Regions from separate parts of the Homo sapiens genome. Here all the other regions are linked to region 6. A link is an interaction called in ENCODE POLR2A ChIA-PET data of the cell type or tissue named here. Cell type or tissue: Panc1. All regions are shown on one strand. Links, peaks and the distances in the headings refer to the core of each region. The heading gives the core; the rest is flanking DNA.

Region 1 (5,051 bases), core at 756-4,755, 250 kb after region 6:
TCGAGACCAGCCTGGCCAATGTGGCGAAACTCCATCTCTACTAAAAATACAGAATTAGCCAGGCGTGGTGGCTCATGCCTGTAATCCTAGCTACTTGGGAGGCCAAGGCAGGAGAATTGCTGGAACCCGGGAGGTAGAGGTTGCAGTGAGCCGAGATTGCGCCACTGCACTCCAGCCTGGGCAATAGAGTGAGACTGTTAAAAACAAAAAAAAGATAAACCAGGCATGGTGGTTCATGCCTTTAATCCTAACAGTTTGGAAGGCCGAGGCAGGATTGCTTGAGTCCAGGAGTTGGAAACCAATCAGGGTAACAAAGTGAGACCCCAACTCTACAAAAAAAAAAAAAAAAATTGGCTGGGAGTGTTGGCTCATGCCTATAATACCAGCACTTTGGGAGGCCGAGCAGATGGATCACTTGAGCTCTGGAGTTTAAGACCAGCCTGGGCAACAAAGGCAAACCTCGTCTCTACAAAAAACACAAAAATCAGCTGGACATGGTGGTGAGTGCCTGTAGTCTCAGCTGCTCAGGAGGCTGAAGTGGGAGGGTGGCTTGAGCCTGAGAGGTGGAGGTTGTAGTGAACGAGATTGTGCCACTGCACTCTAGCCTGGGTGACAGAGCAAAACCTTGTCTCTAAATAAATAAAGTGCATAAGTAATTATTATGTTGTTAGAGTATAAATAAATCGGTGTAACGGTTCTAGAAAGCAACCTAGGGATGTGTAAATGGCTTTAATGACCATATTTTATCTGTCAGTTCCACTTTTTGAGAATTTGACATAATCACCTAAGCCTCTGTGTAAAGAGACTCCCAATGGTATTATATTAAACTAACAAAAAATTAGAAGCCACCTAAATATACAACAATGGGGGATTGGTTACATTATTCTGTAAGTATGTGGCCAAGAAGGGTACAGCAATTAATCATGCTTCTGAAGACTAGGGATGCATAAAAATGCTCACAGAGTAGTAAGCAGAAAACAATATATCTTCTATGCTTGTCATTTTATATAAGATTTGTGACACGTATGTAAAATGGAGATTAAAAGGAAAACACTGTTAATGAGTTAGTGCTCTGTGGGTACTGGCAACTTTAAATTATTCTACACTATTTTCAGAATTGAACACATATTATAATTGAAGAGAAAAACAAGAAACATTTTTATTTTTTATTTTTTGAGACGGAGTCTCGCCCTGTCACCCAGGCTGGAGTGCAGTGGCACGATCTCAGCTCACTGCAAGCTCTGCCTCCTGGGGTTCACGCCGTTCTCCTGCCTCAGCCTCCCGAGTAGCTGGGACTACAGGTGCCCGCCACCATGCCCGGCTAATTTTTTTTTTTTTTTTTGGATTTTTAGTAGAGACAGGATTTCACTGTGTTAGCCAGGATGGTCTCAATCTCCTGACCTCGTGATCCGCCCACCTCGGCCTCCCAAAGTGCTAGGATTACAGGCATGAGCCACCGCGCCTGGCCATTTTTAAAAAGGATATGACTCAATCTGATCCAATATGCTTTTATTTATTTAATTAAATTTTTTTTTGAGATAATCTTGCTCTTTGCCCAGGCTAGAGTGCTGTGGCACGATCTCGGCTCACTGCAACCTCTGCCTCCCAGGTTCAAGCAGTTCTCCTGCCTCAGCCTCCCAAGTATCTGGGATTATAGGTGCCCGCCACCATGCGCGGCTAATTTTTTGTATTTTTAATAGACATGGGGTTTCACCATGTTGGCCAGGCTGGTCTCAAACTCCTGACCTCAGGTGATCCACCTGCCTCGGCCTTCCAAAGTGCTGGGATTACAGGCGTGAGCCATTGCGCCCAGCCCCCAGTATGCTTTTAGAGCTCAACTTCTTTTGTTCTGTCAATTTAACAGCTTCTGAATTTGACCTCTAGAGCTTCTGTAAACACAGTTTTGCTGTTAATGCCTTTTGAATATATTTGCTAAGGCCTAGGACAACCCCTTGTAGTATAGAATCTGGTTATGTTATAGTAATTTAAAAAGGAATCTCTTCTGTCCTGTTACCAGGTAAAATACTTTTCCTTAATACAGAATGCCTGTTTCATTTCCTGTAACTTTATCTGACTGAACTTTTACAAGGACAGTGGTTAAGCTGTGTAAAGTAAAGACATTATGGATTGAGAATCCATGTGGTTTGATCTACGCTGTGTTTGTTTTGAGGGAGGGGACCCGTTAGGCTTCATTATTGCAAGAAAAAAACACTCTACTATGTGTTGTCTTGCTCAAAGCACTCATGCTCTGGCCCAAACCCAGATTCCTGAAGGTGGTCAAAGGGCCTATTCACCCTTATTTTTTGCTGGGAGGTGGAGGGCAGTTGGCTAAGTGAATGTATCAGCTTCTTAAGACGTTCTTTTGTGTTTCTTGCTTTCAGATGGAAAGAACTCCAGTGGATCCAAGCGTTATAATCGCAAACGTGAACTTTCCTACCCCAAAAATGAAAGTTTTAACAACCAGTCCCGTCGCTCCAGTTCACAGAAAAGCAAGACTTTTAACAAGATGCCTCCTCAAAGGGGCGGCGGCAGCAGCAAACTCTTTAGCTCTTCTTTTAATGGTGGAAGACGAGATGAGGTATGGAATTTGAGAATGTCCTTTCTAGAGCATAAGCATGAGATCTGATCCCATCCCCCGTCCCCCAGTTTATCAGTAGTTGAGAAGGGGAACAAGAGGTAGAGGAATAGATAATCAAAGCAGTCTTGAGTAGGCGAGAGGGTTAACCAGGTTTGAAACCTTGCCTCCTTTTTTCCCCTGAAGGTTATGAAAATTTCTTTGGAGGAAGGAAAATTTCCTTTATGACAAATTTGGGGTTCCTTAATTTGTATGGTCTTTCTGTTATCACTCTTGAATTAGAGGTACTTTTTGGAATATTTAGGTAATAAAATGACATTAATGACATTTGCCTTTGTAATCTAGCAAAATGTAAAATGCATATATCTATAGTCTCAAATTTTTTTTAGGAGTTTCTTAGCTATGCTTCTGTAAGTGCATAAAGACATTTATGTACAAGGGTATTCACTGCTTTGTTTGTAGTTGCGAAATTGGGAAATAACCTAAATGCCTATCTACAAGAGACTGATAGAGTAAATTACGTTTCATACCATGCAATTATGATAGAATAAGACAGATAAAAAAAATATAGACTGAGGGAAGTAAAGGGATAGAGAGTAACAAGGAAAACAGTTTTAGAAGGTGCTTTAAAGACACCTTCTCTGAGGAGGTGGATTTTGAGAGAGACCTAAAAGAAGCAAGGGAGCACACTATATGGTTGTTTTAAGATGGTCTTGCTCTGTTTTAAGATGGTCTTGCTCTGTAGTACATTGGCATGATCATGGCTCACTGCAGCCTTGACCTCCTGGGCTCAAGTGATCCTCCCACCTCAGCTTTGAGTAGCTGGAAATACAGGTGCATGCCACCATGCCTGGCTAATTTTTTTCTTTTTCTTTTTTAGAGAGTGGATCTTACTATGTTGTCTAGGCTGCTCTTGAACTCCTGGCCTTAAGCAATCCTCTCATCTTGGCCTCCCAAAGTGCTGGGATTACAGGCATGAGCCACCACACCTGGCCATGTTACATGGTTTTGAGGAAGAGTGTCTTAGCCTGAAGGAATAGCACATGCAAGGGACGGGAGGTGGTAGTGCGTTTATTGGTTTGAGGTAAAGCAAGTAGGCTACCGTAAGTGGAGGAGGAGAGGTAGGAAATGTACCCAAAGACTAGGAAAGGGATCAGATCATGTGGGGCTTTGAAGGACTTTGGCTTTTGTTCAGAGAGATGAGAAGCCATTGAAAGGTTTAAGGAGAAAAGTAAGGTAACCTGATGCGGAGTTTTAAAGGGGAAGAGTGGAAGCAGGAAGACTAAGAGACTACAAAGATATTCTTGGTGAGAGTGATGGAAGCTTTGAAAGAGGGTGAGTGATGGAGGTGGTGAGAGACGTTAAGATTTGAGATATTACTTCCATATAGAGCCAAGACTTTTTGTTAGATGTGGGGTCTGAGCAGAGAAAAGGATGAGTAATGTTTTTGGCATAAGCCCAATTCAGGTACCTTTTGCTGGAATGGAGAACATTCTTTCAAGAAGAGCACAAAGTTTTTTTGGGAGAGGGGAATAGGGTTGAGATAAAGAACTTCAGTTTGGAAATGTTATATGTACATTGAAATTCCTATTTGATAAATATAAGCAGAATATAAGTAGAGGTAGGTAGTTAACTGTGAATCAGCAGTCAAGGAAGAGACCCAGGTTAGAGAGCTGTCAGCATACAGTTGGTGCTTAAAGCTGTGGAACTAAGTGAGATAGATTAAGGAGTGAGTGTTCCAAAAACGGATTAGGTTCAAGAACTGAACCTCTGAGTCTGGATAAGAAACCAGCAGAAGAGAGCACAGTCAGGGCGGGAGGAAAATTGCTGAAAGGTGTTGCAGAAGGTGATCAGTTTTGTCAAGTGTTGCTGATAGGTTAAGAATAGGACTGAAAGTTGACCATTCGATTTGAAAATGGCATGTAGATTGGAGAGAATAGGAGGATGGGAAGAAGAAACAGCAAATTTACACAGTACTTTTCAGTGGCTTTGCTCTAAAGGGGAGCAGAGATGTGAGGCGGTGCTTGAAGGGAATATGAGCTTGAGGGATTTTTTTTCTTTCTTTTTTTTTTTTTTTTGAGATGGAGTCTCGCTCTGTCCCCCCAGGCTGGAGAGCAGTGGCGCAATCTCGGCTCACTGCAACCTCCGCTCTTGGGTTCACGCCATTCTCCTGCCTCAGTCTCCCGAGTAGCTGGGACTACAGCTGGGACTATTAGCCCACCACCACGCCCGGCTAATTTTTTTTGTATTTTTAGTAGAGACGGGGTTTCACCGTGTTAGCCACGGTGGTCTCGATCTTCTGACCTTGTGATCCGCCCGCTTCGGCCTCCCAAAGTGCTGGGATTACAGGCATGAGCCACCGCGCCCGGCTGAGGGATTTTAAGATTAGGGAAATGATAACATGTCTGTGCTCATGGGATGGTCCTGGTGAGAGGCAAAGTGATGTGGGGAAAAGGGAGAGAATTGCTGAGCAATG
Region 2 (5,051 bases), core at 318-4,317, 130 kb after region 6:
GGGCAAGAGTTGCCCAAGATAACACAGTGAATTAAGGGGAAGGCTTGGACTCAGGAAGTGGGATGAACATAAGATTCAAATGATGGGCCGGGCGCGGTGGCTTACACCTATAATCCCAGCACTTTGGGAGGCTGAGGTGGGTGGATCACCTGAGGTCAGGAGTTCAAGACCAGTCTGTCCAACATGGTGAAACCCTGTCTCCACTAAAAATACAAAAATTAGCTGAGCGTGGTGGTGCGTGCCTGTGGTCCCTGCTACTCCGGAGGCTGAGGCAGGATAATTGCTTGAACCTGGGAAGCAGAGGTTGCAGTGAGCCAAGATCACGCCACTGCACTCCAGCCTCGGTAAAAGGGCAAGGTTCCGACTCAAAAAAAAAAAAAAAGATTCAAATGATGACCTGTGTCTTTGTGTCTTGATTGTGATGATGATTACAGGACTATGCATTTGCCACATATGTACTAAAAAGGGAGAATTTTACTGTATGTATACTGCAATAACCATGACTTTTATCATTTTTAATTTTATTTATGTATTTATTTTTGAGAAAGAGTCTCGCTCTGTTGCCCAGGCTAGACTACAGTGGCACGGTCTGAGCTCACTACAACCTCCACCTCCCAGGTTCAAGCAATTCTCCTACCTCAGCCTCCTGAGTAGCTGGGACTACAGGTGTGCACCACCATGCCCAGCTAATTTTTGTATTTTTTAGTAGAGATGGGGTTTTGCCATATTGGGCAGGCTGGTCTCAATCTCCTGACCTCAGGTGATTCACCTGCCTCGGCCTCCCAGAGTACTGGGATTACAGGTGTGAGCCACCGTGCCCGGCCAATCCTGACTTTTAAAAAGGTAAAATAAAATAGGCCAGGTGTGGTGGCTCACGTCTGTAATCCCAGCACTTTGGAAGCCGAGGTGGGAGGAGCTCTTGATCTCAGGAGTTCAAGACCAGCCTGGGCAACATGGCAAGATCCTATCTCTACCAAAAAAAAAAAAAAAATTAACTGGGCACAGTGGCACATGCCTGTAGTCCTTGCTAGTGGGGAGGCTGAGATGGGAGGATTGCTTGAGGCTAGGGAATTGAGGCTGCAGTGAGTTATATTTCCACCACTGCACTCCAGCCTGGACAACGGAGTGAGACCATGTCTCAAAATTTACAAAATAATAATAATAAAATAAAATACATACAAAAAAACAGAGGCCAATGGGCAGTGATTGGTGAGGTATCCTGGATACTTGAGGCCTCTCTATACCATTCCCTCTAGCAGGCCTGTTAACCTTATTCACCTCTGTATCCCCAGGCTCAGGGCTCAATAATGGGGAATGTAGATATTAGGGAAATGTTTGCTCAATTGATTGAATACATGGGCTAAGTCATTCTCTCTGGACTCATTTTGCCATCTATAAAATGAGAAAATGATGAAACACTATGGCAAACACCTCCTAATCAGCCTCAGAGGTCACCACCTGCAGGAAGTCTTCATGGATTCCCTTCCACCCGCAGATTGATCAAGGGCCTCTTCTGGCCTCTTACAGAGCCAGGTTGTGTTCCCATCCCTGCACTGACTATAGTGTACAATATTTGTCTGGTTCTGCTCTGTGGAGGCACCTGTGCCTCTGCCTTGGCCCGGGTTCAGCAAAAATCAAGGCTAGGCCTAGAAAGTGATGGGAAATACTCCACGTGAATATTCAGGTTCTTTGCAGTAGGGCCAATGTCCATTTTGCTCCTCTCTGTACCCCAAGTACCTATCCCATAGCATGTAGAATGTTTGAGAAATTAATGAATTAATGCATTTATGAGCTCTGGTCTCAGGTTCAAATGTGAATCATGGCTGGGCGCGGTGGCTCACACCTGTAATCCCAGCACTTTGGGAGACCGAGGAGGGTGCATCACCTGAGGTCAGGAGTTGGAGACCAGCCTGGACAACATGGCGAAACCCTGTCTCTACTAAAAGTACCAAAATTAGCCAGGTGTGGTGGTGCACTCCTGTAGTCCCAGCTATTTGGGAGGCTGAGGTAGGAGAATTGCTTGAATCTGGGAGGCAGAGGTTGCAGTGAGCCGAGATTACGTCACTGCACTCCAGCCTGGGCAACGAGAGGGAAACTCCATCTCAAAAAAACAGAAAGTGAATCATGCTGGTGTTGGCTGGGGCTGGGCAAGGGTCTCAGGCAGCAGAAACCGGCCAATGGAGAAATCCCTGTGCAGTAAAGATGAGCTGAAAGGCCTGACTTCTAGAGCCCCAAGAAAACAATCAGAGGGGCAGATGGTTTGGGGAAGGGGGGAGGCTCTGGTGAGTGGGCAATCTGCCTGCATCTGTTTGAGGCTGAGAGTGAGGTGGGGCACATGGATATGGTTAGGTCCCAGCTCTGCTACTTCTTAGCTATCATTCAGCCCCACCAACCCTCAGTCTCCATATCTGTGAAATGGGCAGGGAATATAATGATACCTGCTTCTACTTTAACATGTTTATTCGGAGGGTGAAGGTACATAATAAGGTCAAAGTGCCTAGTCAGAAATAGTTTGTAATTTATTTATTTAGAGACTGAGTCTCATTCTGTTGCCCAGGCTGGAGTGCAGTGGTGCGATCTCTGCTCACTGCAGACTCCACCTCCTGGGTTCAAGTGATTCTCCTGTCTCAGCCTCCCGAGTAGCTGGGATTACAGGTGCCCACCACCACACCCGGGTAATTTTTATATTTTTAGTAGAGACGGGGTTTCACAATGTTGGCCAGGCTGGACTTGAACTCCTGACCTCAAGTGATTCGCCCACCTCAGCCTCCCAAAGTACTGGGATTATAGGTACTTATTTATTTTTATAGAGATGGGGTCCTACTATGTTGCCCAGGCTGGTCTTGAACTCCTGGACTCAAGCAATCCTCCTGCCTCAGGCCTCCCAGAGTGCTGTGATTACAGGCATGAGCCACTGTTCCCCACCAGAAATATTTTAAACTCCATAACATCTTTTCCTCTTTTCTCCCAAATGTTTTTCTTTCTTCCTTTTTTTTTTCCTTTGAGACAAAGTCTCACTCAGTTGCCCAAGCTGGAGTACAGTGGCACAATCACGGCTCACTACGGCTTCAATCTCCTGAGCTCAAGCCATCCTCCCAGCTCAGCCTCCTGAGTAGCTGGAACTACAGGCACATACTACCACATGCAGCTAATTTAAAATTTTTTGTGGAGACAGGAGTTTCACTATATTCCCCAGACTGGTCTCCAACTCCTGGACTCAAGTGATGCTCCCACCTCAGTCTCCCAAAGTGCTGGGATTACAGGTGTGAGCTACCACACCCTACTCCCATGTTTTTCACCCTAATTAGAGCTGCCACTCATGAATTCCTAAAAATAATATTAGCTTTCCTAACATTTAGTGAGTGTCTTCTGTGTGTCAGGCACTGTGCCTACACATATTATTTAATTTAACCTTCACAATCATTCTGTAAGGTAGGTCTGCTATTATTCTTATCAGAGAAGAAATAGGTTCAGAGAGGTGCAGTGACTTGTCTGAGATCACACAGCCTCTGAGTGGTAAACCTGTGAGGTGAGCCATCTGTTAATTTGAGGGAACACCAGAATCCTTTGGAGGGCTTGTTCAAACACAGATTTCTGAACCCCATCCCAAAGTATCTGATGCAGCAGTTCTGGGGCGGCTCCCAAGAATTTACATTTCTAGCAAGTTCCCAGGCGATGTTGCTGCTGCCAGTCCTGGGGCACACTTTGAGAAACATGGCCTAATACCAAGATTTTTCCACTGTCATTATCCCAATTAGGCATGTTATGTCAAGTCCAGCCTTTTACAATACGCTCGATTCAAGGAATTTGAAGTCTAGTATAGTTCATTCAGCCCTAGGCATATATGACCCTATAGTCTTAATTAAGTCTTCAAAACACACACACACACACACATCCCAACTTTCATCTACATTAAAGGTACAAAAAGCTGGAAAATATAAATGAGTAAAAAGGACAGAATCAACCCTGGTCACTTCAATTACTCCAGTGAGATCACTTTTTGTTATACTTTTTGTTTATGGTTGTATAGGGAAAGCTTTCTGGATAAACCAACTCACTGGATTAAAAATTCATGGGAGGCCAGACGTGGTGGCTCATTCCTGTAATCCCAGCGACTTGAGAGGCCAAGGTAGGAGGATTGCTTGAGGCCAAGAGTTCAGAAGCAGCCTGGGCAACTTGGCAAGACCCCGTCTCTACCAAAAAAAAAAAAAAAAAAATCCCTGGAATTGGCTCACTAGCTTAACAAATGCTCGCTTTGCCTGCTATAAAATCTAGAACAATGTGAGGCCCACAGCAGCTGGTGGGTTCATTTCTAGTGTGACAAGCCACTAACTCCTGTTGAGTGAAGATGTGACCATGTGGTTATCAAGAGTCAGGGGGGTTGGTTCTCCCATCAGTTACTCCTTTTTTTGAGACGGAGTCTCACTCCGTTGCCAAGGGTGGAGTACAGTGGCATAATCTCGGCTCACTGCAACCTTCACCTCCCAGCTTCAAGCGATTCTTGTGCCTCAGCCTCCGGAGTAGCTGGGATTACGGGCACATACCACCATGCCTGGCTAATTTTTGTATTTTTAGTAGAGACAATGTTTCACCATGTTGGCCAGGCTGGTCTCGAACTCCTGACTTCAAGTAATCTGCCTGCCTCGGCCTCCCAAAGCGCTGGGATTACAGGCATGAGCCGCTGCGCCCGGCCATCAGTTACTCTTGTAATTAAATCTTATAATTATATAGGACAAACTGATAAAATATGAGTCGGAAAAGAAGACGGATGTTTCTATGAATGCAGTTGAATGCTTTGGAAAGACTCCAAAAAGTTAGTTGGTACATATCATTATACATCTGTCCAAACCCACAGAATGTGCAGCATCAAGAGTGAGCCATAGCTGGGCGCGGTGGCTCACGCCTGTAATCCCAACATTTTGAGAGGCCGAGGCGGGCGCATCATGACATCAGAAGATAGAGACCATCCTGGCCAAAATGGTGAAACCCCGTCTCTACTAAAAATACAAGCTGGGTGCGGTGGCTCACGCCTGTAATCCCAACACTCTGAG
Region 3 (5,051 bases), core at 727-4,726, 120 kb before region 6:
AACCCCAAAAACCCTGGAAAAAAGGTTAAGCTACATGTGAAAAAAAGTCTCTGAAAAGGAAAAGGAATCCTATGAAAGATGTTACTGGAGCTTGACGGCAGAGCAGAAGATGCTGGCATCACACAGATTAAGAAAGAACACCCAGGGAGTGGCCCAGCCAAAACCCCACATCGTAAGCAGGGGCAGCTAAGTGGATCCAAGAGCCCCAGTTCTAGAGCCCAGATGCCCTCACCTTGTGAGAACTGAGGACAGTCTTCAGCTCCTCCAAGAGTCCGTGCGCCAGCTTAAAGCCCCCAAGAGAGGACAGCAGCTTCCGAACTGTCTGCTGAGCCTGCCTGCGGACGTGCCAGGTGCGGCTCAGGAGCACCGCCACCAGAGCCCGGTGGTACTGCCTGCAAGCACAGGGACAGACAGGTCTGGGGGAAGGCCAAGAGCAGGGCTTTCCACAGCCAACCCTTCCACCTGCCACACACCCTTTCTCGGGTTCCTGCCAGCCTTTGCCTCATTTGGCCCAAAAGAAAAGGTAAGCCAGCCTCACGTACTGAACTTTGTTGCCAGTGAGTCTATGCGGGTGGTCAAGGAAAAGTCTCTCTGTCAGATGCAACACAGTACACAGGGCTTGGAGGGAAGAAAAGGAATGGAAGTGTTTTTAAAATAGTTAAGTGTACACATACATACCAATACCCAGAAATAACTGGAATGAACTGAAAATTAACACCAAAATATAAATGTGATTATCACTCGAAGTGAAATTACAGCTTGTTTTTTTTTTTTTGCTTATGCACACATGTATTTTGGAATCAGTAAAGTATATACTATTTTTATTTATTTTATATATAATATACACACATATACACATATATACACATATATATACATATACATATATACACATATATACACACACACACACACACACACACACACACACACATATATATATATATATTTTTTTTTTTGAGAGACAGTCACGCTCTGTCGCCCAGGCTGGAGTGCAGTGGCACGATCTCAGGGCTTACTGCAAGCTCCGCCTCCCAGGTTCACACCATTCTCCTGCCTCGGCCTCTCGAGTAGCTGGGACGACAGGCACCCGCTAATTTTTTTATATTTTTTAGTAGAGACTGGGTTTCACCATGTTAGCCAGGATGGTCTCGATCTCCTGGCCTCGTGATCCACCTGCCTCAGCCTCCCTAAGTGTTGGGATTACAGGCGTGAGCCACTGCACCAGGCCAAATTTTGTATTTTTAGTAGAGACGGGGTTTCACCAGGTTGGCCAGGTTGGACTTGAACTCCTGACCACAGGTGATCCACCTGCCTCGGTCTCCCAAAGTGCTAGGATTACAGGCGTGAGCCACCGCACCTAGCCTATTTTTACTTTTTTTGAGACAGAGTCTCGCTATGTTGCCCAGGCTACAGTGCAGTGGTGCAGTCTTGGCTCACTACACCCTCCGCCTCCCAGGTTCAACTAATTCTCCTGCCTCAGCCTCCTGAGTAGCTGGGATTACAGAAGCCCACCAGCAAGCCTGGCTAATTTTTTTTTTTCTATTTTTAGTAGAGACGAGGTTTCACCATGTTGGCCAGGATAATTCTGAACTCCTGACCTCAAGTGATCAGTCCACTTCAGCCTCTCAAGGTGCTAGGATTACAGGCATGAGCCACCATGCCAGGCCTATGTATTTTGTTTTCGTTGTTGTTGTTGTTGTTTTGAGACGGAGTCTTGCTCTGTCACCCAGGCTGGAATACAATGGTGCAATCTCGGCTTACTGCAACCTCCGCCTCTTGGGTTCAAGAGATTCTCCTGCCTCAGCCTCCCGAGTAGCTGGGATTACAGGCACCTGCTACCACGCCCAGCTTATTTTTGTATTTTTATTAGAGACAGGGTTTCACCATGTTGGCCAGGATAGTCTCGATCTCGACCTCATGATCTGCCCGCCTCGGCCTCCCAAAGTGCTGGGATTACAGGCGTGAGCCACCGTGTCCGGCCCCAGCCTATTTTTTTTTAATAATTAAAAATTACGGCCAGGCACAGTGGCTCACGCCTGTAATCCCAGCACTCTGGGAGGCCAAAGCAGGCAGGTCACCTGAAGTCAGGAGTTCGAGACCAGCCTGGCCAACATAGTAAAACCCCGTCTGTACTAAAAATACAAAAATTAGCCAGGTGTGGTGGTGTGCACCTGTAGTCCCAGCTACTCAAAGAGGCTGAGGCAGGAGAATTGCTTGAACCCGGGAGGTGGAGGTTGCAATGAGCAGAGATTGCACCACTGCACTCCAGCCTGGGCAACAGAGTGAGACTGTCTCAAAAAAAAAAAAAAAAAAAAATGCCTGATCCGGTGGCTCACGCATGTAATCCCAGCACTTTGGGAGGCCAAGGTGGGCGGATCATGAGGTCAGGAGACCAAGACCAGCCTGGCTAACACTGTGAAACCCCATCTCTTCTAAAAATACAAAAAATTAGCCAGGCGTGGCGGCATGCACCTGTAGTCCCAGCTACTCAGGAGGCTGAGGCAGGAGAATGGCGTGAACCCGGGAGGCGGAGCTTGCAGTGAGCTGAGATCGCGCCACTGCACTCCAGCCTGGGCGACAGAGCGAGACTCTGTCTCAAAAAAAAAAAAAAAAAATTACTAAGGCCAGGCACGATGGCTCATGTCTGTAACACCAACACTTTTGGAGGCTGAGGCAGGAGAATTGCTTAAGCCCAGGAGTTCAAGGTCAGCCTGGGCAACATGGTGAAACCCCCGTCTCTTAAAAAAAAATACAAAAATTAGCCAGATGTGGTGGTGTGCACCTGTAGTCCCAGCTACTCAGGAAGCTGAGGTGGGAGGACCACCTGAGACCAGGGAGGTCGAGGCTGCAGTGAGCCATGACTGTGTCACTGCACTCCAGCCTGGGCAACAGAGTGAGATCCTGTCTCAACAACAACAACAACAACAAATTACTATGGAGTTATAAAAAGAGGCCGGGCATGGTGGCTCATGCCTGTAATCCCAGCACTTTGGGAGGCCGAGGCAGGTGGATCACCTGAGGTCGGGAGTTCGAGACCAGCCTGACCAACATGGAGAAACCCCATCTCTACTAAGAAAAAAAAAAACAAAAACAAAATTAGCCTGGTGGTAGTGGCACATGCCTGTAATCCCAGCTACTCAGGAGGCTGAGGCAAGAGAACCGCTTGAACCCAGGGGGAGAGGTTGCGGTGGGCTGAGATCATGCCACTGCACTCCAGCCTGAGCAATAAGAACGAAACTCCATCTCAAAAAAAAAAAAAAAAAAAAGAATGATGAAGTTCATTATATACTGATATGGACTCATTTCCAGGTCTAGAAAGCACAGTACATACGGCAGGCACACTACCATTTGTGTAAAAAAGGTACAGAACAAACATATACAGGTATTTACTTGCATATATATAAAATATCAAGGCTACAGAAGAAGCTAATAAAATTGGTTATCTATAGCCGAGGAACTGGGTAGCCAGAGATCAAAGCAGGGGTATAATTTTCAATGTAGACCCTCTTGTATCTATTTTTGAATTACATTAGTCTATTTCCTTTTCAAAATTTAGCTAAAAATTTTTCTAAAACCAGGAAATGACTAACAGTTGTAGCTCATTAATGGGATGTTGCGATTTATGAGTCAAACGACTCTTCAAATCACCAATTAGTGGCAGACACTCCTAAGGCAACGTAGAATATTAAACACATATTTAAAATTCAACTGTTCCTTTTCTGCCAGGATAGAAACCAGTAGTTTTTGTGTCTCTTGGTGGGGGAGTAGAGCCTGCCAGACTCCACAAGAGCTTCTCAGCTGCCTTAACACAAGAAAACCTCCGAGACAGCACCAATTACCCAATCAGCTATAATTACAGCTCATGTCGTAGCTCCACAGCCATTACTGCTCTGTCTCCACACATCTCCCAAGTCCCATTTCCCTAACCTTATGTTCCCTACAGGAATGAATTTATTCCCACAACAGCTAAGCTGTTGGCCAGATCACTCTGGCCCAGGTTTTTGCAGACCTGACTGGTTGGTCAAGAAAGGGTCCTCTCTGAAGATTTTCCAAAGAGACTTTGCCTCAATCCCGAGTTCAACTAAGCATGGAGTAACTTACCATCCTCTGAAGCCATGACCAGGAATTTCTCAGAAGTGAAAACCTGCTTTTTCTCATCCACAATCAACTGCCAGAAACTGCTCAGTTTGGCCTCTGCAAGAAACAAAAGGTTACCCCACGACGCAGCTCACCACATCCCCCAGAGCTGATCTACTCCATCCTGAAGCTGCTGGGGTGGGCTTTGCTGACAAACCCTCCTCTGCAGCAGGAGGCTCAGTGCTCTTCCATTTGGGGAACTGACCTCAGTCCTTCTGGTATCACCTCCTGTACGAAACTCTTCGGTGGCTCTCTGCTGCCTACAGGATCCTAGGTGAACTGCTTCTCATCCGGAATTCCCATCCACCCCAGGCGCCAAGCTGGAATACCTGAGGTTTACAGACTCTGGCTTTCCCTGCCCTTCCCTGACTGGGGCTGTTTGGACTCACACTGGGCCATCCCTTCAGGATAATGAAATCCTTCAGAGGCTTCAGGGTACCAGTTCAAATGCTTCCTCCATGAAGCCCTTCCCAATACCCACCCCCCCAACTAAAAGCAATCTCTCCTTCAAAACTGCTCTAATGCCGCATTTTGTCTTAAGCTACGGATATATTTCTGTATTTCCTCGCGCCTACTGTGAAGTAAGCACCCTGAAATTTGCTGAAGAAGGTCATGTTCATCTTAGCATTCCCCCAGGTAGCCCAGTGCCTTGCATGGCCACAGTGAGCACACGATATTACATGAGGAGAGCTGAGCTCCATTCCTAACCAAAGGAGTTAAGTTCAGGTGTGTCCCAGTGCAGAGATTGGGAGATGAAATAAAGAAAGCCTGGCCGGGCGCAGTGGCTCACGCCTGTAATCCCAGCACATTGGGAGGCTGAGGTGGGTGGATCACAAGGTGAGGAGATTGAGACCATCCTGGCTAACACGATGAAACCCTGTCTCTACTAAAAATATAAAAAATTAGCCGCG
Region 4 (5,051 bases), core at 632-4,631, 120 kb before region 6:
CCCTTCAGTGATGGTGGGAACCTGAGTGCTTTGGGAGGCTGCCTTCTCCACTGTCTGGATGAGCAAGGGCAGTAAGTCCAGGGCCTGCAACAGCGTGTCACCTGTGGAGAGAGGACAAGCACCTTAAAGGACATCCTGATCCTTGGAAATGACAGGACTGAGAAAGGATTTATCTAACCAGCTGTGAACCAGACGACTAAAACCCTTCAGTTAATTTTTCAAATATCTCAAAAAGAAGTGAAGTGAAATCAAAACTTAAATCAAACTCTACAGCCACAAAATTAGAGGGAGAAAGATAATCCTTATGGCCAGGTGCGGTAGCTCACGTCTGTAATCCCAGCACTTTGGGAGGCCGAGGCGGGTGGATCACCTGAGGCTGGGAGTTCGAGATCAGCCTGACCAACATGGAGAAACCCCGTCTCTATTAAAAATACAAAATTAGCTGGGCGTGGTCCAGTTATTCAATTGATGGATAAGCAGAGACATTAGGTGTGTTGCTCAAGGTCACACGGCTAGTTGAGGCAAGTCAGAGCCACCCTCAATCCTGTCAATTCCCATCTGGTACTCTTCCCCCATACAGATGACCTTCGGACCCAAATTCTAAATTTGGGTCCAAATCTGCTGACCTCTGAACTAAACTCTTTTAAAAAAAAAAGGAAGCCAAGCACAGTGGCTCATGCCTGTAATCCCAGCACTTTGGCAGGCTGAGGCGGGGGGGATCATGAGGTCAGGAATTCCAGACCAGCCTGACCAATATGGTGAAACCCTGTCTTAGCCGGGTGGGGTGGTGCACGCCTGTAATCCCAGCTACTCAGGAGGCTGCAGCAGGAGAATCGCTTGAACCCAGGAGGCGGAGGTTGCAGTGAGCCGAGATTGTGCCATTGCACTCCAGCCTGGGTGACAGAACGAGACCCCATCTCCAAAAAAAAAAAAAAAAAGAGAAACCAGTTAAAACTATAGTTTGGCTGGGCACGGTGGCTCATGCCTATAATCCCAACACTCTGGGAGGCTGAGGCGAGCAGATCACCCGAGGTCAGGAGTTCAAGACCAGCCTGGCCAACATGGCAAAACCCTGTCTCTATTAAAAAATACAAAAATTAGCCAGGCATGGTGGTGGGCATCTGTAATCCCAGCTACTCAGGAGGCTGAGGTTGGAGAATCGCTTAAACCCAGGAGGCGGAGGTTTCAGTGAGCTGAGATCGCACCACTACACTACAGCCTGGGTGACAGAGAGAAACTCCATCTCAAAAAAAAAACTATAGCTCAAGCACATGTTTTCTTCCCCCCTACCCCAACACCTTGGTTTGTTGTTCCATGTTTCCATAGCTACTAAATGGGTACATCAGAACATTTCACAATGAAAGCAGTTTCCCAGATAATGTTTTATACTTGAATCCAAGAAATCTTTATTACAGAGGTTTATTTTCGTTTTGTTTTTAAAAGGTTTATTTTATATTATGTTTATTTTAAAAGCAATGAGCATTGAGTTCTGGCACTCTGCATTCCTTTTTTAAAAAATAAATTAAAAATAAATGCAACGAGCAGAACTAGCTCAAGCTGAAGAGACTAGGTAAAACCAAGTTTTTGCCATCTACAATTCAAAGTCCCACCTACAACTGATGGTCATTCAATGCAGCAATAATGCAAACTGATATATATAGTACATAGACTTTTTATATAATTTTTGGTAGAGACAGAGTCTTGCTATGTTTCCCTGCCTGATCTTGAACTCCTGGGCTCAAGCAATCCCGCTGCCTCAGCCACCTGTGTAGCTGGGACCACAGGCATGTACCACCATGCCCAGCTATTTTTTTAATTTTTTTGTAGAGATGGGGGTCTCACTTTGTTGCCCAGGCTGGTCTCAAACTCCTGGGCTCAAGCAATCCTCCCACCTCAGCCTCCCAAAGTGTTGGGATTACAGGCGTGAGCCAGCTCGCCTGCCTCATAGACTGTTTTTAAGTCATGGATGTGAGTTCACTATATCCCTAAGGCAGCTGAAAATGTATTGAGCGTACATTTCTACCCATGGAAAATCTATGACTTCAATCAGCACTACCTGTGGTTTGAATAAACCTCACAAACCACTGCACAAAGATGATCTATGATTCTGAGCTGGGAGACATATTTCAGAAAAAGATATATTGCTTTCAAATCAGTGCAAAAATCTCTTATGGTCAGATTCTTCTTCCCTTATCATTAAAAGAAATATGTGAGTACAAAGTTCATCAGACAAGACATTTCACACAGAAGGGGGTCCCCTCCCAAGAGGAGGCCCTGGAATCTCCTAGATGTTTCTTTTTCTTTTTTGAGACAGAGTATCACTCTGTCACCCAGGCAGGAGTGCAATGGCTTGATCTCGGCTCACTGCAACCTCTGCCTCCTGGGCTCAAGCGATTCTCCTGCCTCAGCCTCCCGAGTAGCTGGGATTACAAGCACCTGTCATCATGCCTGGCTAATTTTTGTATTTGTGTAGAGACAAGGTTACACCATGTTGGCCAGGCTGGTCACGAACTCCTGACCTCAGGTGATCCAACCGCCTCGGCCTCCCAAAGTGCTGGTAGGCGTGAGCCACTGTGCCCAGCCTCTCCTAGATGCTTCTTTAAATACAGTTCATAAGTTTAAATCTTTTTAAAAAGAAATACAAGCATATCTCTGAGATGGAAATCAGTAATAGAGGTTTATAGCTTGGAGACCAAGCTCCTATACAGATTTGAAAGTTTCCCCCAGCTCTGCTTGCCCAAATGACAGTAGGTTCCTCAACACTGAAGGAAGGGCGGTGGTCATTTTTAATAAGTCCAGAGTAAAGTTTACACGAAGTTGGATTTTTTAAACCAGTCTTTTTTTTTTTTTTTTTTCCAAGACAGAGTCTTGCTCTGTTGCCCAGGCTGGAGTACAATGGCGCAATCTCGGCTCACTGCAACCTCCATCTACCGGGTTCAATTCTCCCTGCCTCAGCCTCCCACGTAGCTGAGATTACAGGTGCCCGCCACCATGCCCAGCTAATTTTTGTATTTTTAGTAGAGACAGGGTTTCGCCATGTTGGTCTTGAACTCCTGCCCTCAGGTGATCTGCCCGCCTCGGCCTTCCAAAGTGCTGGGATTACAGGTGTGAGCCACCGCACCCAGCCCTTAAACCAGTCTTATCTGAGTCATTTCTCCATGATTTCAGATACTATAGTGACAAGTTCTGGTTCTGGTCCTCTCTGAATAAAGCTTTGTACTTTGAAAGTCTGACAAGGGGGAGAAGCCAGAATTTGTTGTGAAGACTGAATTCGGATTTTGGGCTAAGCCCAATGCTCTCATTTATTTCAGGAAGAATTAAACAGTGCAAAATAAGCTGAACTAACAGGGAAAGCGGGAACACTAACAATACCCTAAAGACTCAGTAACCTCTGCAAGGAGACCTGGACACTAGCCCTGGGAGTTGTCTTACCCCGGTAAGAGGCCAACATGCACTGCAGGTAGGCATGCCTCACCGCAGATGTGGAGGTTTTAAGGCTGAAAGCTTTTTTGAACCATTCAGTGAGCTTCTTGGGCACTTCCATAGTGAATCGGTTACACCAGAGAGCCAGGACTGAGACAGCGTGTACCAAGGTCCCTTCATGAACTAGGGCAAAAAGCAGAAGTCCAGTCAGTCCAATGTCTTATAACCATGTCAAATCATTGCAAGCAGTGCAAAAAACAAGCCAGAGTACAAGCGGGAGGAAGCAGTGATATTTCAGACAGCTACGAGCCTTGCTCTGAGGGAGGTGTGTCTTTAGGAGAGGTTTATGGAAGGAAAGCTCCAACTGTGAAAAACCACGGTCAAGGATGAGTACAGAACGCATGCTCACCATGTTGCACAGAATTACCTTCCTGCTGAAGGAACGGGATGAACAGCTCAGCCACGATCCCATTCAGGACCTGACTGGAAGGTCCAGACACCACGTGATGACTGACGCTCCCAATCCCTAAAAGGCAGATTCCCTGTTCAGTCTCTTATCAGCACAGAACCACAGAGGCAAGTCTTCCCACTGCTGCCACCTCCGCACTCTGGGTCACAGACCTCTTCTGTGTCTCCAGCAGGCATACCTCTCCTTTGGCCATTATTGATCTTCCTTCAATGCCCCCTCTACACCTCCTGCCTTCTATAGAAGCCAAGCCTCCTGCTAGACCTGAACAAGTCCCTCTTGTCAAGCAGGCAAGCAGCAGGGTCCTGGGAGGCAGGCTGGACCCAAGATCGTCACAGGAGTCAAGATGCAAAGAAGGCTTCGCCTTACCTAAGAATTATGTTAAAGCTTATCTACTACTAGGCCAGGCGCAGTGGCTCACGCCTGTAATCCCAGCACTTTGGGAGGCTGAGGCAGGTGCATCATGAGGTCAAGATCGAGACCATCCTGGCCAACGTGGTGAAACCCTGTCTCTACTAAAAATACAAAAAAATTAGCTGGATGTGGTGGTGTGTGCCTGTAGTCCCAGCTACTCAAGAGGCTGAGGCAGGAGGATTGCTTGAACCCGGGAGGCAGAGGTTGCAGTGAGCCAAGATTGTGCCACTGCGCTCCGGCCTGGCGACAGAGTGAGACTCCATCTCAAAAAAAAAAAAAAAAAAAAAGCTTATCTACTACCAGATCACAGCTCTACTCCTGGCAGAGAAATCCTGTACCTGCCTGTAATCCCAGCACTTTGGGAGGCTGAGGCGGGCAGATCACTTGACGCCAGGAGTTCAAGACCAGCCTGGCCAATATGGTGAAACCCCATCTCTACTAAAAATACAAAAAAATTAGCAGGCGTGGTGGTGTGCACCAGTAATCCCAGCTACTAAGGAGGCTGAGGCATGAGGATCGCTTGAACCTGGGAGGCAGAGGTTGCAGTGAGCTGAGATGGCACCACTGCACTCTATCCTAGATGACACAGCAAGACTTTCTCTCAAAAAAAAAAAAAAAAAAAAAAAGAAATCCTATACCTGAGAGGACGCTCATCTTCTGGGCTACAACAGTTAGTTTTCCTTCCGAGCCTGAGAAGAGAGACAGCAAAGATTCACATTCACATATGCCACATTTCCCAAGAGAGTGA
Region 5 (5,051 bases), core at 609-4,608, 110 kb before region 6:
CAGATCACCTGAGGTCGGGAGTTCAAGACCAGTCTGACCAACATGGAGAAACCTCATCTCTACTAAAAATACAAAATTAGCTGGGTGTGGTGGCGCATGCCTGTAACCAAGCTACTCGGGAGGCTGAGGCAGGAGAATTGCTTGAACGCAGGAGAATCGCTTGAACCCAGGAGGCAGAGGTTGCGGTGAGCCGAGATCACGCCTTTGTACTCCAGCCTGGGCAACGAGAGCGAAACTCCATCTCAAAAAATAAAGGCCAGGTGCAATGGTTCACGCCTGTAATCCCAACACTTTGGGAGGCTGAGGCAGGCGGATCACAAGGTCAAGAGATCGAGACCATCCTGGCCAACATGGTGAAACCCTGTCGCTACTAAAAATACAAAAATTAGCCGGGTGTGGTGGCAGGCGCCTGTAGTCCCAGCTACTCAGGAGGAAAATCGCTTGAACCCAGGAGGTGGAGTTTGCAGTGAGACGAGATAGCGCCACTGCACTCCAGCCTGGTGACAGAGAAAGACTCTGTCTCAAAAAAAAACAAACAAAAATCTCAGAGACTTTATGTGCCATAAATGCCCAAGGTCACTAGTGAGTCGTGTGAACTGCCACCCTCAGAAAACAGATATGCTTGTGGCCGGGCGCGGTGGCTCACGCCTGTAATCCCAGCACTTTGGGAGGCTGAGGCGGGCGGATCACGAGGTCAGGAGATCGAGACCATCCTGGCTAACACGGTGAAACCCTGTCTCTACTAAAAATACAAAAAAAATTAGCTGGGCATGGTGGCAGGCGCCTGTAGTCCCAGCTACTCGGGAGGCTGAGGCAGGAGAATGGCGTGAACCCGTGAGGCGGAGCTTGCACTGAGCCGAGATTGCGCCTCACTGCACTCCAGCCTAGGCGACAGAGCGAGACTCCGTCTCAAAAAAAAAAAAAAGAAAAAGAAAAAGCAAGCAAGCAGATATGCTTGTGGAAAGCAATGCTGATAAATTCCATTTGCATGTATACAAAATGGCATATGTACAAGGTTATTCTTTGCAGAACTGTTAGTAACAATAAAAAACCGTAAGCAACAGAGGACTCCCTATATATAGCATAGTATAGAAAGGATTACTGGCTGGGCGTGGTGACTCACACCTATAAACCCAGCACTTTGGAAGACCGCAGCAGGTGGTTCCCTTGAGCCCAGGAGTTCGAGACCAACCCGGGCAACAAAAGAAAACCCCATCTCTAAAAAAATACAAAAATCAGCCAGGCATACACCAGCATGCCTGTAGTCCCAGCTACTCAGGAGGCTGTGACAGAAGGATCGCTTGAGCCCAGGAGGTCAAGGCTGCAGTGAGCTGAGATCATGCCACTGTGCTCCAGCCTGGGTGACAGAGCAAGATCTTTGTCTCAAAAAAAAAAAAAAAAAAAAAGAAGTCTGCAGAATCATGGTGTGTGTATAAAAAAATTTTTTAATACATTTTTTTAAAAGTAGGCTGGGCACGACCAGGTGCAGTGGCTCATGCCTGTAATCCCAGCACTTTGGGAGGCCGAGGCGGGCGGATCACCTGAGGTCAGGAGTTCGAGACCAGCCTGACCAACATAGAGAAACCCCGTCTCTAGTAAAAATACAAAACTAGTCGGGCATGGTGGCACATGCCTGTAATCCCAGCCACTTGGGAGGCTGAGGCAGGAGAATCGCTTGAATCCAGGAGGCAGAGGTTGCGGTGAGCCGAGATCGCGCCATTGCACTCCAGCCTATGCAACAAGAGTAAAACTCCGTCTCAAAAAAAAAAAAAAAAAAAAAAGTAGGCTGGGCACAATGGCTCATACCTGTAATCCCTGCACTTTGGGAGGCTGAGACAGACGGATCACCTGAGGTCAGGAGTTTGAGACTAGCCTGGCCAACATGGTGAAACCCCATCTCTACTAAAAATACAAAAATTAGCCAGGTGTGGTGGCATGCACATATAGTCCCAGTTATACTCAGGAAGCTGAGGGTTGAGAATTGCTTGAGCCTGGGAGGCAGAGGTTGCAGTGAGCCGAGATTGCGCCACTGCATTCCAACCTGAGTGACAGAATTACACTCTGTCTCTCAAAGAAAACAAAAAAAAAAAAACAAAAAAAACCACTCAGTGCAGATAAGCCAATGAGCTTGCCCCTTCTTACAAGGAGGCTTTTGGTAACAATGACACCCATTCCCTGAAGCAAATCCAAGAGAGTCCCAGCTCACAATACGTAATCCTTGACCCTCAAGGTTTCAGCATTCTAATCCATCATCAATCAATTATACTGACAGCCATTCCATGTTTGTCCCCAGAGGTGCGCTGGATAAGCTCCCAGGGATGCAGCCCTCTATCTAACCAGCAGGCTGCTTCATGGAGCGGTACTTGTGTTTCCTAAGGCCGGTCATCACTGGCACCTACCTGCCTGGGACTCTCCAGTTTCCACAGTCATCTCAACCCTCAACGAAACCTGGCTTTGCGACAACTCTTTGAGGTGGACAGGGTGAGTAGTATTTTCTTTCCCACTTTGCAAATGAGGAAATGGGCTCAGAAGTTAAGTGACTCAGCCAAGTCTCATGGACAAGAATCAGATCCAAGGCCTGGCAAAGTGGCTCACACCTATAATCCCAACACTTTGGGAGGCCAAGGCAGGCGGATCATCTGAGGTCAGGAGCTCAAGGCCAGCCTGGCCACCATGGAAAAACCCTGTCTCCACTAAAAATACAAAAGAATTAGCCAGGTGTGGTGGCAGGCACCTGTAATCCCAGCCACTCGGGAGGCTGAGGCAAGAGAAACGCTTGAACCCAGGAGGCAGAGGTTGCAGTGAGCCAACACCACTGCACTCCAGCCTGAGCAACAGAGCAAGACTCCGTCTCAAAAAAAAAAAAAAAAAACTACTCCTCATGACCTACACTAAAAAACCACTCCTCATGACCTACACTAAGCCTACCCAGGCACATGTCTGCTCTGCTCACCTCCCAACCTGGTGAGCAGACATGGGGAAAGAAAAAGAAGAGAATATGGAAGGAGCAGGTAGAGAATGGAAAGAGGGAATTTAAGAACCAAAACCAAGACAAAAAATCCATTCCATTCACCAGTTCAACACTGAAATCAAACACAGGGAATGGAATGATCAGCCAGAAAAACACCAAGAGGATTTACACTATGATATTTTCTAGTCTACTTGATTTTTGGCTGTCTTCCCAACTCTGGCCTGTCACGGCTTCCACACATGCCATGAAATCAGGGGCCTCATTTCTGTTGTGCATCACTGCATTTCTAGTGCCTAGCACCATGCCTGACAGAGAAGCTCCAAAATGTCTAATACACCAAACAATGTGATTATGCTGCACTCATGGCCATCCACCAAAGCCACACACCTCGGGACAACTCAGAGTGTCTGGTCACCCAGCACCCAGAAAAGCACTTGGCACCAAGAAGGTGCTGAAACATGCTCTAACTCCTGGCAGAAAGCTGACCCTTGCTACTTCAGAGACACAGGGAACCTACCAGTTTGTTCCAGATGTCTCCTTGTCGCTTGGCTCTCGATGGAAAGACAATGCGCACCAGGAGGCAGGTCCAGGTCAAGGCCAGCAAGGCGGCAGAGCCACTGCTCTTACTGCAGAGCAGAGTTGGGGATGAGTTCAGAGCAGCAGCCTCCACCTTGAGGACGAACACTGTCCCTAAGGCCCCGCCTGGTAATGCAGGACCCTCCCTTCACCTCATGGAACAGAACTTGAAACAAGTTCCCCACAAACCATCTGTGGCAATTCAGGACAAGAAGTCCAGGCTTCAGTGGCCAAACTCCCATCTCTTGGCACTGACAACTATAAAAACAAACAGATGGCTTCCACCATTAGGGGCCTGGTGGGCAACTGGTTCCCCTCAAAATGGCCTTGCTTCCACTGTTTCCCAACCCTGCTCCTCGGGAAAGTGGTTTTCTCCACTAAGCTTGCTATCCTGGCTCCTCCCTCTGGTGCACAGTCAACTGCATCAGCTTCTCCTGAGCAGGACTGTACCAATTCTCAGGGGGCCACAACTTTTACCTCTTACCTGGGAACACCTGCTTTGGAGCCTATACCAGAAGACTGCAGAGAGTGTAGAAGGTTCTTAGCAGTGGCTTCTGGCTGGGCCTCAGCCAACTGCTGGATGGCTGCCTGCAAGGCCCTGCGGGAGGCTGCATCTCTAGGGGGAGAGGCAAAGGAAAGGGTGAACATGCAGACCTCAGGCAGAGGCAGGGGCAAGGCTGCTCAGGCCATACACTGGTCTTTCTCAGGAGAAACTGATCACACCATATTCCAGTGGATAACAGAGAAGGGATTAGGAAATAACTAGATAAACTCACCTCCTCCTAGAGTTCTAAAAGTATCTCATAAGGGCAAATAAGCCATTGAGTGTGTAAGGGCAGCACCTACATTTATGGAGCAGTTATAAGGGTCTCAAAGTAGGCCAGACGATTTAACACACATGACTAAATGGCAGCATAAACACATTGACCACTATGGCACAGCAGGCAACTGTTCCAGGCACCTCACGCTTACTAACAACCACCCATGAGATAGAGAATGGCACCATCCCCATTCTGCAGACAAGGAAACTGAGGCACAGAGAGGTTAAGTAACTTGCCCAGGATCTAATGGCTAGGATGTGACATAGCCCAGATTTGGCACCAGGCAGTCTGGCTCTAATCTGGGCTCTAACCACTACTCTAAATCCCCTCTCTGTACAAAGTGCTCCACATATGGGGCCTTTGGCTGGGACTCACCTATATCGATGCAGAGTCAAGCAGAACAATTTGCAGAGCCCCTTCACTGCTCCCTCTGGAAGATCTGAAACCAGAGATTACACAGACAGCGGTCAATAAAAATCACTTGGTAAGCCGCTGGAGTCAGGTATTCTGCCCAGACATGATCTCAGCCCACTGGACACTCCCCATATATTTAAGACCTTCCTCCCCAAGAGGAAAAAGCAACAACAAAACAGGACTCTAGGAAAATGCCTGGTACAGAAAAGCTTTGGGTAGACATTTGCTAAATGAACGAAACTAAGAAAATAAAAGTGGCCTCGAAACCT
Region 6 (5,051 bases), core at 486-4,485:
AATTTTTTTGTTTGGATTTTCCTTGTGGGGGATTTTGAGATAGGGTCTCACTCTGTCACCTGGGCTGGAGTGCGGTGGCGATATCACGGTTCACTGCAGCCTCGACCTCCTAGGCTCAAGCAACCCTCCTGCCTCAGCCTCCTGAGTAGCTAGGATTACAGGCAAACACTAATTTTTTAATTTTTCCAGGCACGATGGCTCATGCCTGTAATCTCAGCACATTGGGAGGCCAAGGCAGGTGGGTGGCTTGAGCCCAGGAGTTTGAGACTAGCTTGAGCAATATGCAAAACCTCCACCCCTACAAAAAATAAAATAAAATTAGCTGAGTGTGGTGGCACGTGCCTATAGTTCCATCTACTCAGGAGGCTGAGGTGAGAGGATCACTTGAGCCTGGGAAGTGGAGATTGCAGTGAGCTGATATTGCATGACTGCACTCCAGCTGGGGTGACGGGGTGAGACCCTGCTCTCTCCAAAAAACAAAAACAAAAAGAACAACAACAAAAACATTCTCATATTTTTTGGTAGAGACAAGTGTCTCATGATGTTGCCCAAGCTGGTCTTGAACTCTTGGACTCAAGAGATCCTCCTGCCTTGGCCTCCCAAAGTGCTGGGATTACAGGCGTGAGCCACCAGGTCCGGCCAAGAACCCATCTCTAATAAAAAATCTGCAATAAACAGTAAGTCGAGTTTTCTTCTAGCGTGTGATGATGCTAATTATACAATGCTACATTTCTTCCCCTGCTGTTCAAGCTGTGGACCCTGGACCAGCACCTGCGAACTTTTAGAAATGCAGAATCTTAGTCTCCATCCCAGGCCTCCTGAATTGGAATCTCTAGGAATGGGGATTCGATCTGTGTCTTAACAAATTCTCAAGGTTATTTTTATGCACGCCAAAATTTAAGAAATTGTTGTAGTTTGATTTTGAAAGGACATGCACTCTTCTTTTCACGTTATTTCTAAGTTTTGGATAACTTTTTTTTTTTTCTTTTTGAGACGGAGTCTCACTCTGTCGCCCAGGCTGGAGGGCAATGGCGCGGTCTTGGCTCACTGCAATCTCCGCCTCCCGGGTTCAAGCGACTCCCCTGCCTCAGCCTCCCGAGTAGCTGGGATTACAGGCGCCCACGACCATGGCTGGCTAATTTTTTTTTTTTTTTTTTTTTTTTGTATTTTTAGTAGAGATAGGGTTTCACCATGTTGGCCAGGCTGGTCTTGAACTCCTGACCTCGTGATCTGCCCGCCCTGGCCTCCCAAAGTGCTGGGATGACAGGCGTGGGCCACCGCTCCCGGCTTCTTCTTCTTTCTTTTTTCTTTTTTTTTGAGACAGAGTCTCACTGTCACCCAGGCTGGAGTGCAGTGGCGCAATTTCAGCTCACTGCTACCTTCGCCTCCACGTCTCCAGTCTGTGAGGTCCTTGAACTGGGGACTGAGTTTAATTTGCCACTGGAGCTGTTTTTCCCAGCACCGTCTTTGACCTTGTAGGTACTGTTGCCACCCTTTTTGCCACCTCTTTTTGCTACAGGCTGGAGGAGTCTTTTATGGGCGGTGTCCTAAGCAGGTCCAGCTGGATCCGCCATGCCCAGAGTTGTGACTCCTGAGGACCTCTGTCCATGGACAGCCCAGGTCTTCGTAAAAAGGTAAGACTGGAAGAGGCTGGTGTAGTGGGAACAAGTACCACACTAGGGGCAAGAGAACCTGATAAGCCCCAGCTCTGCCGAGGACTCCACAGTAGGACCTGAGCAATCTTCTGTGCCTTTTTCCCTCTTGGTCGCTTTAAAAGGAAGAAAACGCGGTGGTTCACACCTGTAATCCCAGCACTTCGGAAGGCCGAGGTAGGCGGATCACCTGAGGTCAGGAGTTTGAAACCAGCCTGGCCAAGAAGGCGAAACCCCGTCTCCACTAAAAATACAAAAATGAGCCGGGCGTGATGTTGGGCTCCCGTAATCCCAGCTACTCCGGAGGCTGAGACAGAGAATCGCTTGAACCCGGAATGTGGAGGTTGCAGTCAGCCGAGATCGCGCCACTGTACCCCAGCCTGGGAAACAGCGAAAACTCCGTCTCAAAAAAAAAAAAAAAAAAAAAAAGGAAGACTTTGGATGTATTAATGTGTTAGTTTTAGAGTTCCCCTTCCCTTTAAGGGAATCTGTGACCTTCAGTGACAAAGGAAGTGGAGTAGCTCACTCGCTGGCTGCATTTGGATAAAAAAGATTAACGATAACTGTCTTAGTTAGAACCCAGTTCCCAACATAGTGTCATACATTTTGGAAAACAACTCACAGTACCCGCACAGAACCCCGGACATTCAATCACGGAATACTCCTGAACAACAACCAAAAAACTATCATAGGAACAGCTCATAACTTATCAAACCAAACATAAGACACAACCTGCTATAATACAACTTCCTAAAACCCTTTTCTTTAGACTTTTAAAAATTCAGTCTCCGTAGAGACTGTCAAAAATTGCCAATGCCGACTATATTTCAAGTCGTCATGGCGGGGTATTGGGAAAAGTTTTCAATTAGCAATAATCGCGCCTCGGATAAACCTCATTGGCTACGATACTGCCACTGCGCAAAGCTGGAAAGGTTCTGTTCGCGCCCCGCTCCCCCACGGATGATGACTACCATTACATTGAGGGTGAGTGCCTGCCCGTGTGTCCGTGTATACGACGTGTTCCCACTCCACCAGCCGTATTTAAGGCCCATCTGCATAGGAGGTTTCTTGTTGTTGGAACATCCCGTGTCAAACATTCAGGTTTTGAAAACCATAAGAATATTCGCTTGGGACGCTGGGGAATCTTATGCAAATCAACGTGACGTCACAGAGATGACTCGGTTGAGACTTGAATTTTGAGCGAGGAGAGTGAGCAGTGGGAAAGCGAGCCTGGAGGGCGCAGACGGACGACTAGCTGTGCTCGAGGGTGCGGAAACAGCAGGGTGGGGGGAGTTGGGAATAATTTTAGGACGTCACTGTGACAAAATCTGAATGGAGAACACGGCTGGGCGCGGTGGCTCACGCCTGTAATCCCAGCACTCTGGGAGGCCGAGGCGGGTGGATCACGAGGTCAGGAGTTCAAGACCAGCCTGGACAAGATGGTGAAACGGGGTCGCTACTAAAAATACAAAAAAATCAGCGGGGTGCGGTGGGCAGGCGCCTGTAATCCCAGCTAGTCGGGAGGCTGAGGCACGAGAATCGCTTGAACCCGGGCGGCAGTTTGCAGCGAGCCGAGATCGCGCCAGTGCACTCCAGCCTGAGCGACAGACTTCGTCTCAAAAAGAAAACAACAGTGCGAGAGAAAGAAAACAGGACAGCCAGCTGGCAAGAAAAGTCAACACCGCCCTGCATTTACCTTAAAAGTAGAGATCACAAAATCAGCAACTCCAACTTTCACAAACGGAAATCGCTAAACAGGGGTTCGGCAAAGTTTGCAGCGAGCCGAGATCACGCCAGTGCACTCCAGCCTGAGCGACAGACTTCGTCTCAAAAAGAAAACAGTGCGAGAAAGAAAACAGGACAGCCAACTGGCAAGAAAAGTCAACACCGCCCTGCTTTTACCTTAAAAGTAGAGATCACAAAATCAGCAACTCCAACTTTCATAAACGCAAATCACTAAAACAGGTAAACTTGCAGGTGCTCTCGCGAATCAGCTGGTAAGACACTTCCCCATCTCTCATTTAGAGAGTTTGCGAACAAGTACTCTTCAACCTCCCAAAACCAAGCACCCCCACACACACAAAAAAAGCCTCTGTTGTTCAACTGCAAGAAAATTCAGTCTCCGTAGAGACTGTCAAAAATTGCCAGTGCCGACTATATTGCAAGTCGTCACGGCGGGGTATTGGGAAAAGTTTTCAATTAGCAATAATCGCGCCTCGGATAGACCTCATTGGCTACGATACTGCCACTGCGCAAAGCTAATTTGTTACGCCCCCTGCTCATCACTCCCAATAAACCAGCTTCCTATTTCGCAAAGGTGAGTTTAGGGCCTATGGAAAAATCTTCACTTATTGCTTGCTTGAAAATTATACAATCATAGAAAGATGTTTGTGACCTGCGTAGGTGGTTTCTGCATATCGTTGCTGATTTCACTTAGCTAGGTTTTTGTTGATATGAAGCAAAGCACTATGGGAGGAACATGCTAATAGACTTAATTCAGAGACTGCGAAGGGCTTTTGAGAGAAAAGGGATCAAAATCAGGGTTCTGTTCACTTGGCTCCAGATTCAGTGTAACAGACTTCTCCAAAGACGATTATTGTTTTGTCTTTTTTCTTTTTCAAACTTTTTTTTAAATTATGCCAAAGTATACATAAAATTTACCATTTTAACCTTAAGTGTAAATTCACTGGCATAGAATATGTTCACATTGTTGTGTAACCATCATCACTACTTACCTCCAGAACTTTATCTTTCATGCCCAAGGGTGGAAACTGAGACTCTGTACCCATTAAACCCTTACTCCCTGTTCCCTTCTCCTCCAGCCCCCGTGGCAACCTCTTTTCTACTTTCTATCTCTATGACTTTGTGAGTACTTTATATATATATAAATGGAATCATACAATATTTGTCCTTGAGGTCAGTCTTATTTCATTCAGAATAATGTTTTTAAGGTTCATCCATGTTGTAGTATATATCAGGAATTCATTAATTTTATGGCTGAATAATATTTCACTGTATGAGATGTTATCTTTTTTTTTTTTTGAGATGGAGTTTTTGCTCTTGTTGCCCAGGCTGGAGTGCAGTGGCATGATCTCGGCTCATTGCAACCACTGCCTCCCGGATTCAAGCGATTCTCCTGCCTCCATCTCTCAAGTAGCTGGGATTACAGATGCATGCCACCACTCTTTGTATTTTTAGTAGAGACAGGATTTCACCATGTTGGCCAGGCTGGTCTCAAACTCCTGACCTCACGTGATCTGCCTGCCTCGGCCTCCCAAAGTGCTGGAATTACAGGTGTGAGCCACTTCACCCAGCCCATTTATTCTTGTCTATTTTTTTTTTTGAGACGAAGTTTTGCTTTTGTTGCCCAGGCTGGAGCGCAATGGCGAGATCAACCTC

Evidence for each region. ChIA-PET counts read pairs that join two places held together with the same protein. Peaks named below come from ENCODE experiments on the same cell type or tissue, not always from the same donor. Only the 100,000 strongest peaks of a DNase experiment are listed, where the experiment ranks them.
Region 1: POLR2A ChIA-PET joins it to region 6 with 12 read pairs; 13 of 35 experiments call an interaction of 5 or more read pairs at or near these places.
Region 2: POLR2A ChIA-PET joins it to region 6 with 14 read pairs; 7 of 35 experiments call an interaction of 5 or more read pairs at or near these places.
Region 3: POLR2A ChIA-PET joins it to region 6 with 19 read pairs; 12 of 35 experiments call an interaction of 5 or more read pairs at or near these places.
Region 4: POLR2A ChIA-PET joins it to region 6 with 13 read pairs; 15 of 35 experiments call an interaction of 5 or more read pairs at or near these places.
Region 5: POLR2A ChIA-PET joins it to region 6 with 14 read pairs; 28 of 35 experiments call an interaction of 5 or more read pairs at or near these places.

The regions. Positions count from the first base shown.
Region 1 is chr12:120,544,024-120,549,074 of GRCh38, forward strand. It overlaps RNF10 (ring finger protein 10), which reads left to right. Exons shown (of 17, transcript NM_014868.5): 2 at 2,382-2,578. Among named protein-coding and RNA genes, the nearest start is that of RNF10, 12 kb to the left of the region's middle. In Panc1, for the core only: no CTCF peak of the experiment used is centred there; no DNase peak of the experiment used is centred there.
Region 2 is chr12:120,414,621-120,419,671 of GRCh38, forward strand. No RefSeq gene overlaps it. Among named protein-coding and RNA genes, the nearest start is that of COX6A1, 21 kb to the right of the region's middle. In Panc1, for the core only: no CTCF peak of the experiment used is centred there; no DNase peak of the experiment used is centred there.
Region 3 is chr12:120,164,104-120,169,154 of GRCh38, forward strand. GCN1 (GCN1 activator of EIF2AK4) reads right to left here. Exons shown (of 58, transcript NM_006836.2): 16 at 4,105-4,197; 17 at 543-618; 18 at 233-392. Among named protein-coding and RNA genes, the nearest start is that of MIR4498, 11 kb to the left of the region's middle. RefSeq lists an enhancer at 2,829-2,878. In Panc1, for the core only: no CTCF peak of the experiment used is centred there; no DNase peak of the experiment used is centred there.
Region 4 is chr12:120,170,221-120,175,271 of GRCh38, forward strand. It overlaps GCN1 (GCN1 activator of EIF2AK4), which reads right to left. Exons shown (of 58, transcript NM_006836.2): 12 at 4,942-4,992; 13 at 3,851-3,949; 14 at 3,433-3,606; 15 at 1-101. Among named protein-coding and RNA genes, the nearest start is that of MIR4498, 17 kb to the left of the region's middle. In Panc1, for the core only: no CTCF peak of the experiment used is centred there; no DNase peak of the experiment used is centred there.
Region 5 is chr12:120,180,081-120,185,131 of GRCh38, forward strand. It overlaps GCN1 (GCN1 activator of EIF2AK4), which reads right to left. Exons shown (of 58, transcript NM_006836.2): 3 at 4,744-4,807; 4 at 4,032-4,163; 5 at 3,489-3,597. Among named protein-coding and RNA genes, the nearest start is that of GCN1, 12 kb to the right of the region's middle. RefSeq lists an enhancer at 4,127-5,051. In Panc1, for the core only: no CTCF peak of the experiment used is centred there; no DNase peak of the experiment used is centred there.
Region 6 is chr12:120,289,326-120,294,376 of GRCh38, forward strand. RNU4-2 (RNA, U4 small nuclear 2) reads right to left here and starts at 2,578; the gene lies at 2,434-2,578. It overlaps RNU4-1 (RNA, U4 small nuclear 1), which reads right to left and starts at 3,912; the gene lies at 3,768-3,912. It also overlaps a transcript of SIRT4 not described here. RefSeq lists enhancers at 588-1,580, 1,581-2,572, 3,565-4,556 and silencers at 1,381-1,675, 2,413-2,612, 3,793-3,902. In Panc1, for the core only: no CTCF peak of the experiment used is centred there; DNase peaks (open chromatin) are centred at 1,646, 2,306, 2,816 and 3,756; H3K4me3 peaks cover 3,050 bases; H3K27ac peaks cover 3,041 bases.